Linked DNA regions of Homo sapiens: regions 1 and 3 are each linked to region 2. A link is a loop called in an ENCODE intact Hi-C map of the cell type or tissue named here. Cell type or tissue: mammary epithelial cell. All regions are shown on one strand. Links, peaks and the distances in the headings refer to the core of each region. The heading gives the core; the rest is flanking DNA. Region 1 has its middle 12 kb from the start of RIPK4. Region 2 overlaps BACE2 (beta-secretase 2). Region 3 holds the start of UMODL1-AS1 (UMODL1 antisense RNA 1).

Region 1 (5,422 bases), core at 170-5,169, 500 kb before region 2:
TATTTCGTGCTGATATTTTCCTTGTCTTTTATGATTTTTTATTTTTTTGAGACAAGGTTTCACTTTGTTGCCCAGGCTGGAGTGCAGTGTTGTGATCATGGCTGACTGCAGCCTCAAACTCCTGGGCTCGAGCAATCCTCCCACCTCAGCCTCCAAAATATCCAGGATCACAAGTGCATGCCACCATGTTCGCTAATTTTGTTTATTTTGGGGGGAGACGGGGTCTCACTCTGTTGCCCAGGTTAGTCTTGAACTCCTGGGCTTGAGTGATCCTCCCACTTTCCAGAGTGCTGGGATTACAGGCATGAGGCACTGTGTCTGGCCAATATTTTTCTTTTAAATTACAGCTTCTTAACTTTTATTTTCTCATGCCAAAAATCTCAGTTCTTTACCATAGAGCTAATGATAGAGTTTCTATATCACATTTCCTTTATGCTTCAACACACACAGGGCAGTCTCAGGATAACATCAACACTCAGCCAATAGTGTGATTGTGGGAAAGGGGTTAAGATGCCTCCCTCCCTCCTTCCCTCCCTCCCTCCCTCCCTCCCTTCCTTCCTTCCTTCCTTCCTTCCTTCCTTTCCTCCCTCTCCTCCCTCCCCTCCTTCCTTCCTTTCTTTCTTTCCTCCTCTCCTCTCTCTTTCTTTCTCCCTCCCTCTCTTGCTTTCTTTCTCTTTCTCTCTCTTTCTCTCTCTCCCTCCCTCCCTCCTTTCTTTCTTTCTTCCTTTCCTTCCTTTCTTCCTTTCCTTTCTTTCTCTGTTCTTTTTGCCCTTAGTGCATTTTCCACTAGTAGTTACTTTTAAATTCCTACGTTTTAAAGTCAATTGGAATAGCTCCCCTCTGGTTAGTCAGGCTACCAAATGGATACACATTTGGTTCATTTGTCTTATTTTATTTTTGGTATTTAGACATTGCTTTTTAAAGTTAATTGTGTTTTATAAGGATGTAAAATATTTGCATGGTTTCATAGTCAAATCTAGAAAACAGGGCATGTGCAACAAGGACTTGTGTCTTCCCCCAGAGACTTCCAGCCCCCTCCCTGTGGACTGTGCTCACACTGTTTATTTTTAGAATGGAAGCAGATAGGGAGAGATAGATTGATTGATGGTAGATAGATGATAGAGAACAGGTAGGCAAGTAGTTAGGTAGTACATAGATGATGAATGGTAGAAACATAGATAGATAATAGATGGATGGGAATAAAGATAGTAAATAGATAGACAGAGGGATGGGTCCCTATTTCCTGCCTGTACTGGAAAAATGGAAGATTTCCTCCACCTTGCTCTGTTCAGAGTGGTCTGTGCAATCACTCCAGAGGCACGTGTAGACACAGTCCTCCTCCCATTTTCACAATTGCACGGCAGTCTTTCCTATGGATGAGTGATAATAATTCAACCATCGCCCATCCATGGGGATTTGGGGTGCTTCACATCTTTTGCTTTTACAGACTATATAATACATTAAGAGAAGTGGGTCTCATTATGTAAATGCCTGCGCCTTGCTTTTTTTATTGAATATAATTTGATTTTATTATATTTGTTTTCACTTTTTAAATGGCTGTGTATATGATGTATATGATAAGATCTCAATTGAAATAATATTTGGATTTGTTATCACTGTGTTTTCCTTCCCCTGCTGTTTGAAAAAGGCAGCCCTTTTCATGCTTCCTTGTCTGAGAGAACTCAAGCAGCACAGCAGCAGGTGCAGAGGCTCTCCCTGGAAGCCTAGGCTTACTGCAGCCAAGCTGTTAGGAGCGAGTGCTACTATCACCGGTCGAGGGTCATAACTGCAACTTGTCCAGGTTCTTGGCATTTTGAACAAAGAATTGGACAAAACGCCCAACAAAGCAAAGAAAGAATGAAGCAGCAAAAGAACGAAAGCAGGAATTTATTGAAAACCAAAGTACACTCCACAGTATGGGAGCGGACCCGAGCAGCGGCTCAAGGGCCTGGATACAGGATCTTCTTGGGTCCAAATATCCCCTAGAAGTTTCCAATTGGCCACATCATGCTCACCTCATGTAAATGAAGGTGCCAAAAGCAACCAGTCAGAGGCTAGGGTGAAGTTACAAAGTTATACTTCTATGCAAACGAAGGCTGAGCCCGCAATCAGTCTGATTCGTTGTGGACAGCAACCGTTCAGAGACTGGAGCGAAGGTACAGAGGTGCAAACGAAGACTCCACCCACAATCAGTCTGATTGGTTGCGGACAGCCAATTTCCCATTTGCCTCGAGGAAAAGGTGGGGGGGTTTAGAAAGGGAATAGCCTCTGGTCCTTTTGTTACTTAGGAGTGGAAAGTTAGGGTTTTCCTTTCAATTTAGTTGTAGGAAGTCTGAGTGAAACAGCCTTTGGTCCCCTGCCTCCAGCCCCTATTCTCCTGCCTCAGTACCTGGAGAAATGCACGTGGGGGGCGCTGTCCCTTTAGCACTGGAAACCACTAATATGCATGGGCGGGGGGCGGGGGGATGTGGATAAACCAAATGCTCTGCGTTTTACATGAAGGGGTGTTACGTAGCAGGTACAGGAAATATCTCACAGCTATATTGTATCGTCATGGATACTTCCCCAAAGCAAAATTTAGTTAAAAACAAAAAAGTAAACAATACGACACATTATTAATGGTTGTTAGTTGTGGATGACAGGAATGTATTTCTCAATATTATACAACAGTCACACAACAATCAGAAGATTAAGGAATGCTGGCTTTTTAAAAATCCCTAAAATTAAAAAATGAAGCAAAAACCAAACCAAGCCAACCCCCCACCAAAAAAAAAAAAAAACAAAATAACAACAACAAAACACACAAAAAAACCCAAAAACAAAACAAAAACAAGTAAAATCCCTAAAATTTTCTTAGAAAAAAACAAAGATAAAATTGATTGGAAAGAAGAGCCTACGTGTGGGTGAAGGATAAGCTGATAAGCTGACTCGTGCACGCCTTGTGTTTCTGAAGAAAATCACAGAATAAATGGAAGAGGAATGTTTCAGAAATGTTTAACAACTCCTATTTCCCGAGTCCCCGGAGGGCCTGCCTGGAGCCAGGCGGGCGGCCCAGAGTGTGTGTTGAGGGAATGAATGACCGCCGGTTGGGAGCTGGGACGTCCTGATTCCCAAGCAGCGGTGGCCGCAGTTCCCAACGCCGCCCACAGATGGCAGGAGGCGCCTCATGGAAAGTCTCCTTGGAGAATTTGGCAAAGCTGAGCCCGCTGTGCGTCTAAGCAGACTCCAAGGAGCGTCCTTGGCCAGACCGAGGGCTCCACGAGGAAGGTCTTGGCTGGCGATGTCGGTTCTGGAGCGAGATAACAGAGGCCCCGCTGGCCCCCTGGGGGCAAGCCGGACACCCCCAACCCTGGGCCGGGCGTGCCCCCCGGCGGGGGGCGCAGGCGGCCCGGCCCCTGGGCTACACACCAGGCAGTGGGGCAGGAAGAGCCAGGCCTCGAACCCGCAGGGCAGCCCCACCGCCAGCGCTGAGATCCTTGTCACAGGGCCCGGCCTGGCGTCCGACAGGGAGCGCCTGCGTTCTTGATTCTCTGTGTTTTTTGTCTGGGGACCTGTCCAGACAGGCTGAGTCCCATCCTCGAATGCTCATTTCACTGACCGTGAACGGTAGCGTCAGGCTTCACTGCCCTGGCTTAGAAATGCTTTTTTGTAAATGGAAGAAAATAAAACACAAAACAGTCTGAAAAAAAAAAAAGTGAGCCTACCAGTTCTGCCGACAAAAGGACTAGCCTGGTGCTAGAAAACAGCATTACAATGAAATAGGTAACCTTTAAGATCCTGAATTCATCAGGGTTATACAGAGAAACAGAACCAATAGTGTGTGTGTGTGTGTGTGTGTGTGTGTGTGTGTGTGATGTGTGTGAGAGACTGTGTGTGTGCACATGTGAGTGTGTGAATGAGTGTGTAAGAGTGTCTGTGTGTGTGCAAGTGTGTGATTGTGTGTGAGTGTGTATGTGTGAGCATGAGAGTGCGACTGTGTGTGTGTGTGTCTGTGTAAAACTGGCTCACAGGATGATGATGGCTGACGAGTCCCACAGTCTTTCTGCAGGGTAGTCCATAAGCTGGAGCCCCAGGACAGTCAATGTGTGCTTCTGAGTCCCAAAGCCTGAGGCCAGGAAGAGCCAATTGTTCAGTTCAAGTCTAAAGGCAAGAAAAAGCCAGTATCCCAGCTGGAAGGCCGTTGGGTAGGAGAGATTCTCTCTTACACGAGGATGATCAGCTTTTCCTTCTTTTCAGGCCTCTAGCTGCATGGACGAAACCCATCTGCATTGGGGAGAACGATTTGCTTGACTCTATTGATTTACATGTTAATCTCATCCAAAAGCAGCCTCACAGAAACACCTGGAATAATGTTTGATCAAATACCTCGTGGCTCAGTCAAAGGGACACAAAAATCAACCACCATAGACTCCGACACGAGCTTATAGACCAGCTACAATCAGCAGGCCTGGAATGTACACAAAAGTTCAGTGTCTTTTGCTTTTGGATAAAATAAAGATTCCTGTAACTGTGACAAAGATACGTATCTAGTTGGGTGTATTAGTTTCTAGTGGCTGCCACAGCAAAGTGACACAAACCAGGTGGCTTAAAACCACAGGTGTTTAGTCTCTCACAGCTCTAGAGGCCAGAAGTCAAAAGTTGAGGTCGGTGTCAGCAGGGTCCCACTCCCAGACAACTCCAGGGGAAGCTCCTTCCTGGCCTCTCTCAGCCTCAAGAAGACCCTTGCCCAAAATGTCCAATGCCCCCCCCCCACCCACCCACCCAAGGAGTTGGTGAAATATTCCAGCCATTTTTGCACCCATTAGAGCTGCTCTGTCCCTCTGGGGCTCAAGAATGAGCTTACGGGCTGGGCTGCACCCAGCACTGCCCATTAGCTGTAACTGGCCCCGGACCAGACTCCAGGATAGGTTTGAACCCCAAAGTGTAGGCCCTTCCTATGCCTGGGTTGTCATTTGGAGCTTAGGGGCCAGGCAGGAACCCTCCCCGGCTTCCAGTGCCCCAGGCATCACTTGGCGTGCAGCTGCGTCACTGCAGTCATGTGGCATCTTCCCAGTGTTTCCCACCCACTTCCCTTAGTGCAGGTGTGTGTCTGTGTCCAGACTTCCCCTCTTTACAAGGACACTAGCTCTGTTGCTTTAGGGTCTACCCTAATGACTTCATCTTTATTTATTTATTTATTTATTTGAGATGGAGTCTCGCTCTGTCTCCCAGGCTGGAGTGCAGTGGCACGATCTCGGCTCACTGCAAGCTCCACCTCCAGGGTTCATGCCATTCTCCTGCCTCAGCCTCCTGAGTAGCTGGGACTACAGGTGCCCGCCACCATGCCCGGCTAATTTTTTTTTTTTTGTATTTTTAGTAGAGAAGGGGTTTCACCGTGTTAGCCAGTATGATCTCGATCTCCTGACCTCGTGATCTGCCCGCC
Region 2 (5,422 bases), core at 168-5,167:
TTAATAATGACTAACTGTATGCATTAGTTAGGGTTCTCCAGAGAAACAGAAACAGAACATATATAAGATGAAACAGAATATCTATCTATCATTTATTTATCTATCTATCTATCTATCTATCTATCTATATCATTCTCTAGAGAGATTGACTAAAAAGAATTGGCTTACATGATTATGGAGGCTAAGAAATCCAAAGATCTGCAGTTTGTAAGCTGGAGACCCAGGAGAACAAATGGTGTAAGTTACAGTCCAAAAGCTGGCAGGCTACAGACCCAAGAAGAGCTGGAGTTTCAGTCTGAGTCTGAAGGTAGAAGGCTCATGTCCCAGGTGAAAGCAATCAAGCAGGAGGAGTTTGGGCTTGTAAAATGATCAGGTGTTTTAAATTCTATTTAGGCTTTCAAGTGATTGGATGAGGCCCACCTGCCTTAAGGCAATCTTCTTTACTCATTCTACCAGTTTAAATGTTAATCTCATCCAAAAATACCCTCACAGACACACTGCTATGAGCTGAATTGTGTGCCCCCAAAAATCCTAGCCCTCACCCCAATGTCACTGCATAAGAGATAGGGCATTTAGGAAGTAATTAAGGTTAAATGAGGTCATAAGGATGAGATCCTAATCCAATATGATTGGCAACCCTATGAGAAAAGAAAGAGCAACAGAGAGATCTCCATGTTCACACACCAAGGAAAGGCTATGTGGGGACACAGGAAGAAGGCAGCTGCCTGCAAGCCTGGAAGAGATCCCTCACCAGGAGCCTACTGAATCTTGATGTTGGACTTTCCAGCCTCAAGGACATTAGAGAAAATAAAATTCTGTTTTTTTAAGCCACCCAGCCTATAGCATTTGTTATGGTGGCCTGAGTTAATATACACATCTAGAATAATAATTGACCAAATATCCTGGCACCCTATGCCTCATTCAAGTTGACACATAAAATAAACCATTACAACGTATTACTTGAATACAAAATAAAATTAATTTAAACATCCTTAAGCCATCTCCTTTATGTATGAGTCCTAATTTGAGGGTAATAGATTAGTGTGAATTTCATGTACTTACTACACTCTTAAATTCTATACTCTCACATCCATATATGATATTTCCCTTTAAAAATCAATGAAATATTGGCATATTCAGCAAATTGCTTTTTTTGCTCTATACCCTATCCCATTTTGTCCATATTTCTATCTCTTTAGGAGAGATTTCTAAAGAAAGTATTGATGTAAAGATGACTTGGCTATTTTTTAGGGCTCTTTGAAATGATTGTTTTGATTTACACTTTCCATCAGCAAAGCAGAAGATGGGTGACCTCTTGGACATCTATTAATAATTAAAAGCTTTGTTCATTCTATCTGTAATTACTTACATATTATGCATACATTAATAAGATTGAACACTTCTCAGTTTCTCGGCCATTTGTATTCCCACTTTGGCCAGCTGTTGGTTGACAGCCCTTGCATGTTTTTCTACTGGACTCTAACACTCTTCTATTCTTGGTGTTTGAAGGGTATCTGGGATTTGTTTTAATGAGGTGTAATAAGGCACACAGACACACAAAAGACTGTCATAAAGAAAGAAGCTCTTTGTATTCATAGATGCCTAAAAACAGAAGGCACAGCTGCCACTGAGGGCCACGCAGCAAAGCACAGGGGTAGTCAGGAGGCCGAAGGATGGGGCAAGACGGAACAGGAGGCTTTACTGTGGTTTCTGTAGGAAAGAAGGGAAGAGGCAGGGTAAGCAGGCTTAGCTTTGGCTAGTTAGAATAATTTCAGTGGCTTTGGGCAGGGAAATTGTGCCTAGTTGTCTGGTACCTGGCTCTGGGGTGATGAGGGCAGGTGGATATGGCCTGAGTGTGAGAGCTCCAGAGAGGAGGTGGATGGGTGTGCGCTCTGGATCGGGGGTTTCCATCTAAAAGGCAGGCTGCCAGGGGAGTCGTTGACTTTCTCTTAGAATTAGCCAACCCTGAGAGAGGCAGTCCTTTCAGGGTCAACAGGGCTCCAGCTATCACAGCATCAAATACAGAAAATAATACACTTGGCTTATTTCGTACAATCTGTGTATGCTGAAGACAGTAGGTCTTTTTGTTTTTACATTTTTTACTGAGATGACTCTTAAGCCTTTGGCCTGTGGCATCTCATCCTGTGGGGTGAGATTCTCCCCTCCCTGGACCTCCTGATTTCCCTGAGCCTGTCCTTGGGAGCAGCTCCGTCTTCAGACCTTGGGTTTTAAAATGTTTTTAGTACCACGTGCACCTCGTTGTGGGTTGTTCTGAGAATGAAATGGCAGGATGCGTGGCCAGAATTTGCTGTTCGATAAATGTCAGCTTCTGCCCTTATATTTGTTACAAATATTTTCCCCAATATTTTTTCCTCGTAGCATTTTGATTTTAGCATATGTAATTTTAAATCTTTAACCTTAAAAAGGCAATGGCATAATGATTGAGCTTGTGCCTGGTAACCAGACACACTGGTGTTTTGAATCTGGCTGTCATTTCCAGAAGAACCTGGAGACTTTATAGCACCTCTGTGCCTCAGTTTCCTTCCCAGTGATGGCCAAGCAGACACGTCCAGAAGGAACTTGGAGATACAAGTCTAAAAACCCAGGTAGAGGCCAGGGCTGGAAATGTGTATTTGGCGGTTGCCTCTAAGATTGAGTACCCCTCTAGCTGGCCTATTTTTCAGATTCTATAAAGCACAGAATGAAAAAGCTCTGGGATGTAGTCTACTTACATACCCATACTTGATAAAAAGCTGCTTTGTGAAAGCTACACGGAATGGGGAAAGAGGCACAAACGTTATGTATACCACAACGCTTTACAACACCACCACCTAGTGACAGACTCGTGAAAATCCCATCCGTTATGTCCCCTCCAGCTTAGGGATGGCGAAATAGGATAAATCATCTCCTTCTTACTAGAAAGCAGATACTCTACTCTGTTTCTCCAGTAACTATCACTTTACCTCCTAATGGTTGGAGATTCCTTCTTTTCTCCTCATTTGGATATTGTCAGACAAAAAGTGTCTAGTCATTGAAAGCAGCGTATATTTAAAGGATTGGCATAGCAGCTAGATCATGGCTCATGGATGATCTTCATTTCATTCACTAAGAGCTTCTGCTGTGCCCATATTGGTGCACACCCTTCTCTAGAGACTGACCACTAGACTGGATTCTTCTGGCACAAGTGATGCATTAGGCTCTGAGAGTGTGGTTCAGGATGGCGGATGGACCAGAGTGTAGTGCAGAGAAAGAGCTGGGCTGTTGGAGGGGAACAGAGCTGGGTTCCTCTCCACTTTTTAGCTGTGTTTTTCTGGGCAGGTGACTCAGAGATGGTTTCTCGTCTGTGAAATGGTAGAATGCCATCTCCCTGCAGGGTGATCATGGGAGTGACCGCACAGGCATTGCCAACCTGGTCACCCTCAGTCCCCAGGACCAAGCTAAGCCATCTGTCCCATCCTTAAGACCGCTGAAATGTGCTTACTGAGTTTCTTCTCTGCAGGTGTTTTCTTTCCACCTGTAGGGTTTCCAGACTCTAAAGCACTTTACCCTCCCCACCTTCAGCATGTTTTGCATCTTAATGATTGAGCCTGAACCCTCCCTTCCACTCCATTTTATCCTTGACATTTTCCAGGAACCCACAATGAAGGAGTGGACGTAATGGACCGCCAGACATGTGACCCAAGAGAAGTATTTACAAAACATTCCAAAAGCAACAGGTTGGGAGTATTATTTATTCAAATAAACAAAAATGTTTTATTTCCCTTTCAATGGTATATATCTTAAATTGCTGGAACATACAAGTATAAAAATAAGATTATTTTAGAAAACTCCAGTTTTGAAGGGCACGACAATAGTTCAGACATTTGTCAGTAGCTATGAAGCCACTTTTAACATGGAATGAATATCCCTTTACTCCAACTCTTGGTCTTATTACATTTTTAAATCAAATCAGCGTGCTGGAAATAGAGAAAAATTCCCAAAGGGAAATATAAAATAATTTTAAGCATTTTCAGAAATACAAGTTACACTTAAGAAACTTGTATTAAAGGATGTTAATCTGAGATAAACAGAAAACAAACGTTTTGCAAAGCACTACTTTTTGCATCTGTTTGAGGATACACAGTTTGCAGCTCTCCTGCCAGAAGCAAAATACTGACTCTAGCACAGCAGAAAAGGCATCAACTTTAAGAAAAAAATGAGTGGTCGCTTTCAATGACTGAACATAACATATTAAACTTTAAGAATTTTTAACAATGCAAATTAACAGCAATAGTAGAAAATACATCATTTTAGATTACAAAAATTCAGCTTTTATTAGCACATGACAAATCTCATTCATTCGCTGCCCTCTCATATGTGCTGAGTAACTGCTACACAGAATTTCAAACCTCACTGATATAAATGTGAGAGATGACATCTACAATGAGAAAAATGAGGGAAAAAAATCTCGTTTTATACCACTAGCAACAAAGAACACAAAATTGTATTAAATTTGTTAAGAAATGTTATTTTGTGCAATTTTCATGATAGATTAATTAGCTTTGTTCACTTTTTTTCCTCCATCTTAAAAAGAGATAATCTTTTAATGTTTTCTTAACATTTCATTCAGGAACACTAATCTTAGAAATGCGAGGCTTGTGTAAAATTTTACTTTAATAGGCACAATGTAGCAAGCGAAACCATACTCATATCAGGGAACTTGCAATGACCTCCACATATAGCACTCAACAGAAAAACATATGTCCTGACCTTTGGAGACACTTCCCTGCTTATGATATTCTTATCTGTCTGTGCCTTGTGAATAAAAATGCATTTTTATTCCAACCCAAATGAAGAAAATCCTATGGAAAAACATCAATGTCAAAGGCTAGGTTGCCAAGGACACCCAAGGTTTCTAGCCTTTTATTGATACCACGAAAGTGACAGCTGTGCCCAACTTACTGAAGTCTATATTATAAATCTGTCATTTCTAATTATAAATCTACATTGGAAAAAATATTTTACTCAGATGGCTATGTGTGAGGCACACGTGTGTTCTACACAGTTTGGACTTTATCTGGTTGGTCTTACACAAACAATTATCCATCTGTAAAGGGAACTGCTCACTTCTCAGGGCTGCCCTGATTCCCAGAGGAGAGACAGATATTTTACCATCACAGCGTTCCCCAAGATGCTGGCAGAGACACCAGGATGGCTGCTCTCACAATAGTGTCCAAGAAGTACCCGAGGCTCAACGGGGCACCCAAGCATCAGGGACCAGGTACCCGCACGTCGCTCTTGCCGTGGCTGGATTCAAATTTATCAGGAAGCTTTGTGATGTCTCTTGGCCCAGTCACTACCCACGGTGTGCTTTTTAAGCACACAAGTGTGATGTAAAAGTTACACAGTACAATTTAGTTTAGAAGCACTGGACATCTGTGTG
Region 3 (5,422 bases), core at 79-5,078, 820 kb before region 2:
GCGGGCGCCAGCGTTCAGGAGTGTTTCCTGGGCCCATGTTTGCAGCCTCCCCGGGGCTCTCTGAAGGCAAATCACGCCTCTCCACTGGATAAATGAGGAAACTGAAGTTGAGGGTGAGGGATCCACCCGGGGGGCTACAAAACCCGGGCTTGAATGCAGGGCTTGGTTCTCATAGGCCTCAGATTAATCCATCAGGACTCTGGGAAAATGGGACAATTTCCCCCAGATTTGTGCTCAATGTGGGACTTGGTGCTGGATGCTGTCATCGACTTGCAGGACATTAGGCGAATGAGAAAAACAGAAGACAAGGTGTGGGATGTTAGGAAGCAGGACAGCACACGCAGTGTCTAAGGAATATTCTCCCCAGGGAACTGGTCTCGGCTGCTCCTTCCAGCTAGAAAGCCCTCAGCAGGGGCTGGCAAGCCAGTGGCTGGGCGCCTCTGCCACGCCTGTGTCCGGGCCGACATTGCTAATCAGTCACTGCATTTTAGGTCCCTACGTGGCCTCCTCCTGCTGCTCAATTCAGCATCCCAGGTATCCCCGACCCACTCATCAGAACTGGTCCACAGAAAAGACTGGGGGCCGATACAGCAGGACTAGAGCTCAGCGGCCCCCATCGGGCCTCTCTGCAGCTTCTCTGGGCTTCCACACTGTCTCGGGCTCCAGGCCACACCCTCTCGGGCTCCAGGCCACTGGGGAAGGAATCCCTCGACCCCGGGCTGCATCCTGACTTCTGTGGGCCCAAGGAACTTGGCCTTCATGGACCCCTGCACCCCTCCACTTAACAATCTATCAAAAATTACATTTTATAATGGCATTTAGATAGAGATGAGTGTAATCCAAGCTAGATTCATTGTTTTATGTATATTTACTATCCTTCTATTAATTTCTTTCTTCTGATTTTAAAATAAATTGAAATGAAAACATTTCTGTAGGCCCCTAACATTACCATAGGTCCTCAGCCCTGTGCCTATGGAGAATTGGGCTTTGCCCCACCCCCAGATTCTCGGGCAGGGGGTCTTCCCAGAGTCGGCAGGGGGGTCGACACGTACCCTCACAGGCCCGGCCTGCGCGGGAGGGGGTGGCGTCCCTGGTGGTACGGCACTGGCAGGTGTAGGAGCCCTCCAGGTTGATGCACCAGGCAGCCGGTGAGCAGTCGTGTTCCGCGCTGTCCACACACTCGTCCCAGTCTGCCAGGGGGAGACACAATCAAAACCCATGAGAAAACAGCCAAAGAGTGATCAGAAGACAGACCCATGCTGGAAGGAGTCCTTCCTAGCCGTCTTTGCAGTGAACGGCCGGGAGCAGGGGCATTTTGGGGCATCCGTCCAACACTCTCATGACAACCTTACGGCCTGCCTGTGCCCACCTTCACATTGGTTGGCTTATTTGGGGGCAAAGATTAGGAAATGTTCATTCCTTAAATATTAGCACCCATGGGTGTGCATGTAGCCCTCTCTTCTTTATTCTGTTTCCACACCCAAAACTTGAAATGTTTTCTCCTCTCTCTTTGATGTGCCAACATTCTCCAATACTTAGTGTCTCAACCAAGAAATAGGAAAGTAACTGAGCCAGGGGTGGGGACACAGCTGAGTATAACGTGAACTTTCCGCATGGGGGGTGGGGGTCCAGCGGAGTATAACACCAGCTTTCCACGCCGGGGGTGGGGGTCCAGCGGAGTATAACACCAGCTTTCCACGCCGGGGGTGGGGGCCAGTGGAGTATAACATGAGCTTTCCACACCGGGGGTGGGGGTCCAGCTGAGCATAACACCAGCTTTACATGCCAGGAGTGGGGGTCAGCCTGAGTATAACATGGACTTCTCTCGTGGGGGGGGTGGGGGTCAGCCTGAGTACAACATGAACTTCCCACGCCGGGGGTGGGGTCCAGCGGAGTACAACATGAACTTCCCGCGCCATATTCTAGAGCACCCGGGTGTCTCCACAGGTATGTCCCTCCTCCTGTGCCCAAAGACTTGTGATGTCATGTCACCGGGGGGCCCGCCTGAGGGGAATGAAGGTGAGGACAAGGACAATGTAGCTCCCATGGGGTGGCTGAGCCGAGGTCGTCAGGGCCAGGCCCTGCTGGAGGTGACAGTGCCTTCTGCGCGTGCTTCTGTAGAGCTGCGGGTGGAGGTGCTCGGGAACGAACCCACACCCGGCATGCCAGAGAAGTTCCAATTCAGGTGGAATTTAAGCCACGATGCAGGACCAGTTCAGTTCTGGGCAAAGAAAACCCTGCTGCTGAGTGCTCTGAGGCTCGTTTTGTGGGTTTTTTTCTGTTGTGCTTCCTGCGGTCTCCACAGAAGCAGCTTCCCTGGAGAACAGCAAGCTCGTCAGCTGCCACAACAGCTATGCCACCACCCTAGCATGGCCTGGGGGCTGCCTTGCCATCAGAACACTGCTGGTGCCAACCCACACCTCTTCCTGGGGTGCTACTCAACCTCCAGCCTACAGGTAACTCTCCTGGGGGTGCTCCGGGTTGGGGTTGGAGCCTAGGCTGGCTGGGCTGCAGTCCACGGAGGACAGCAGAGGCACCAGGCAAGACGCTGGCTCAAACCACCAAGCACCTGATGTCTATTTTGGGGCGTGGTGATTCACCTAATCTTCACTCCTCCGTCCCCCCAGACAGCTCCCAAGCGAGCTCAGAGGAAGGCGCTGACAGCTGTATTTAGTCTTGCATTAAGCCTTGAGGCTTGCCGGCCCTCCAGTTCAGAGGAAGAGGCAGGTGTGGGAGCAGGAAGAGCTGCCAGTGAGCCTCTGCACCCTCCCGGGCTGGCCAGGCGAGGGCGCAGAGCCAGCGAGAGCCCAGGGCAGGACGCTGCACACTGCTCCCACTGGCCCCGCAGCTGGGACAAGGGCTGAGCCCTCTCCTGGAGCAATGGGGGCAGCTGCTTCAGAGACTCCCAGCCCAGGTGCCCCTCCTGAGCTGGCCCCACCCAGAACAACAAGCTGGAGAGGGTCCAGGAGCAGGTACAGACCCCAGATCTCCTGGGCCACCCTGTCCCAGCAAGGTGCAGGCTCCTCAGTTGGACCATGAGCTGTCTTTCAGGGCCCAGGGCGTCCTCCAGAAGTGATGCCCCTCGGACTCTCCTGGGGGCGTGTGTCAGATTCACACTGGGAGAAAGAGGGCACAGAGCACCTCATCCTAATGCCACCGCAAATGGACGCTGGACAAATAGCGGTACCCGTGAACCTAAGGAAAGGAAGCAGCCTGCAGTAGGTTAGCCTGGCCAGCAGGTGAGGGGGATGGTGACAGCCCTAGGCCAGGATCCTCACTCACGGCCCTTCTCTCACTCTGCAGAGGGGATGGAAAGGGCTCGCGCAGTGGCGAGGCGGGTGGGAGCAGGCAGCAAACTGGAAGCTTTGGGGAGCTCAGCTCCACCTACTCTGGCCCCAGGAAAAGCGGCGTTGATTCCAGAGCCCCAGAAGACCCACAAGGCCTCTTACGCAGAAGGATGCCGGTGGGAGTCCTGCTCCTCTGGCTAAGGTCGGTGCAGAGGGTTCACAGCGGTGCCTCATAGAAGCCCAGTGATGACCCTCACTCTAGAACAAATGCACACTGTATGAGAATCTCTCCTGAGAGCAGATGTTGGGAAAGAGAAGGAATAGGGGCCGTGCTGTTAGGAGCAAGAGATTGAATGGAAATGATGTGAGGGGTTCAAAAAGGAGCCCCGTGAGGCGGAAGGACCAGTGGGAACCCAGGGGTTGCTAGGAGACCTTCCTAGATGAGCTCTCATCCAAGATATGAAAGTTAATCCTGGAAGAGTTAGCCCTGAACGCTGGAGGGGCCATCAGAAATGCACTGTCGCCATGCACAGGCACTGGGCTAAACCCACACAGGCATTGTGCCTTAATTTACTCCATCGCCATAGGAGGTGGGATGTTGCTGTAATCTCATTCCACAGATGAGTATACTGAGGCCCAGGGAGAGGAAGTCATTTGTGCAGCATCCCACAGTGAGTGAGTGTCAGAGCTGGGATTCCAACCCGTTCCGCCTCACTCTAACCTCTTCCTATGGGGCAAAGTGAGCAGGAGGTTTGGCCGCCGCTGTGAGGGTGCAACTCATAGGCGCGGGGGGCGGCTCAGCCTCCAGGCCTCCCAGCACATGGTACGTACCTCCTGGGGAAAGACCGAACACATGGCCACCTACACAGCCCACCGTGACTGGCGCAGGAAACCCCAGGCCCCGGGATGGACGGCCTAAGGGTAAAGATAAGGTCACGACAACCTGACCCCTCCACGGGCGAACAGCGCCTCATCTATCGGGGTTGGGACATGTGGACGCACCGGCAGGGAGTGCTCCTGAATGACTGAGGAATGCTCTAGTTGTGCCAACAACATTATTTCTAGGTGGACCACAGCGCAAATACCTTTTCTTCTTCAGAGGAGCTCTTTTTGTGTTTTCGTTTCTTGTTTTTTTTGCCGAGTAATATCAAATGTCTTCTTCTACAGATCCTCGCCGTGAAGGTGGGGCTCTCAGCGGGGGTGGATGTCCCCCTGTAAGCTGGGCTCAGGCCTCGTGCTGCCTCCCCAGGCAGGGGCGGTGCCCCATGGTTGCTCCCCCGACTCTGGCGTCCGAAGACACCAGTAGTCATGGAGTCAAAAGAGTGCAGAGGCAGGGCCGCCTCCCCGGCCATGCACGGCCTGAGGCGTCACCATCACTGGCCACACAGCTGACCCCCCAGCTCAGGAGACCTGCCCGCACCAGCACCTCAGCTCTGAAATGTGGAGGAAGCAGGCCACAGCCTGCCCGGGACCCTGCCGGGCAAGAGCCTGCAGAAGGAGCTTAATAACTTCTGCAGGACCACTGAACAGCGTGGGGAGTGGGGTGCTGCGAATGCTTACAATGGATTCATCCAGTCCTAGAGGTGCAAGACACGGGTCTCCTGTGGCTGCCATCACAAACACACCAGCTGGGGGGCCTGAAACAGCACAGATGTATTCCCGCCGTTCCGGAGGCGAAGTCCAAACTCCAGGTGTCAGCAGGGCCGCCCTCCCTCTGGGGCTCTAGGAAAGGGGCTTTCCCAGGCCTCTTCCAGTGTCTTATCTTGTGGCTCCAGGAGTCCTTTGGCTTGTGGCTGCATCACTCCAATCTTGGCCTCTGTGTCTGTGTCTCCTCCTCTTGTCTCGTATAAGAACACTTGTCACTGAACTTCAGGCCAACCCAAATCCAACGGCAGGAGGACCTCATCTTGACATCCTTAACTTAATCGTGTCTGCAAACACCCTTATTCTAAATAAGGTCACATTCTGAAGTTCCAGGTGAACATATCTTTTTGGAGGGGGCCACCATTCTACCCACGACATCCCTGCTGCCGAGGTTCTCATTTGGCAGGGATCTGGAATCGCCTGAGCCCTAGTCCCAGAGGATGGGAGGAGGGAGGCAGGGAGGTGTGGAGGGCGGGCTGGGTGGCATCCAC

What was found. Peaks named below come from ENCODE experiments on the same cell type or tissue, not always from the same donor. Only the 100,000 strongest peaks of a DNase experiment are listed, where the experiment ranks them.
Region 1: it touches region 2 in a loop (8-fold over the local background); 38 of 110 quality-filtered maps call a loop at or near these places.
Region 3: a loop joins it to region 2, with 23 times the contacts of the local background. A loop is called at or near these places in 14 of 110 quality-filtered maps.

What each region holds. Positions count from the first base shown.
Region 1 is chr21:41,776,146-41,781,567 of GRCh38, reverse strand. No RefSeq gene overlaps it. Among named protein-coding and RNA genes, the nearest start is that of RIPK4, 12 kb to the right of the region's middle. In mammary epithelial cell, for the core only: a CTCF peak has its summit at 3,145; DNase peaks (open chromatin) are centred at 3,197 and 3,517; H3K27ac peaks cover 1,027 bases.
Region 2 is chr21:41,280,826-41,286,247 of GRCh38, reverse strand. It overlaps BACE2 (beta-secretase 2), which reads right to left. Exons shown (of 9, transcript NM_012105.5): 9 at 3,718-5,422. Among named protein-coding and RNA genes, the nearest start is that of FAM3B, 33 kb to the left of the region's middle. RefSeq lists an enhancer at 5,302-5,422. In mammary epithelial cell, for the core only: a CTCF peak has its summit at 2,831 (motif pointing left); a DNase peak (open chromatin) is centred at 2,827.
Region 3 is chr21:42,105,330-42,110,751 of GRCh38, reverse strand. UMODL1 (uromodulin like 1) reads right to left here. Exons shown (of 23, transcript NM_001004416.3): 10 at 1,053-1,190. It overlaps UMODL1-AS1 (UMODL1 antisense RNA 1), which reads left to right and starts at 2,218. Exons shown (of 2, transcript NR_027243.1): 1 at 2,218-2,456. RefSeq lists a silencer at 2,679-2,973 and an enhancer at 2,950-3,069. In mammary epithelial cell, for the core only: a CTCF peak has its summit at 2,783 (motif pointing right); a DNase peak (open chromatin) is centred at 2,781.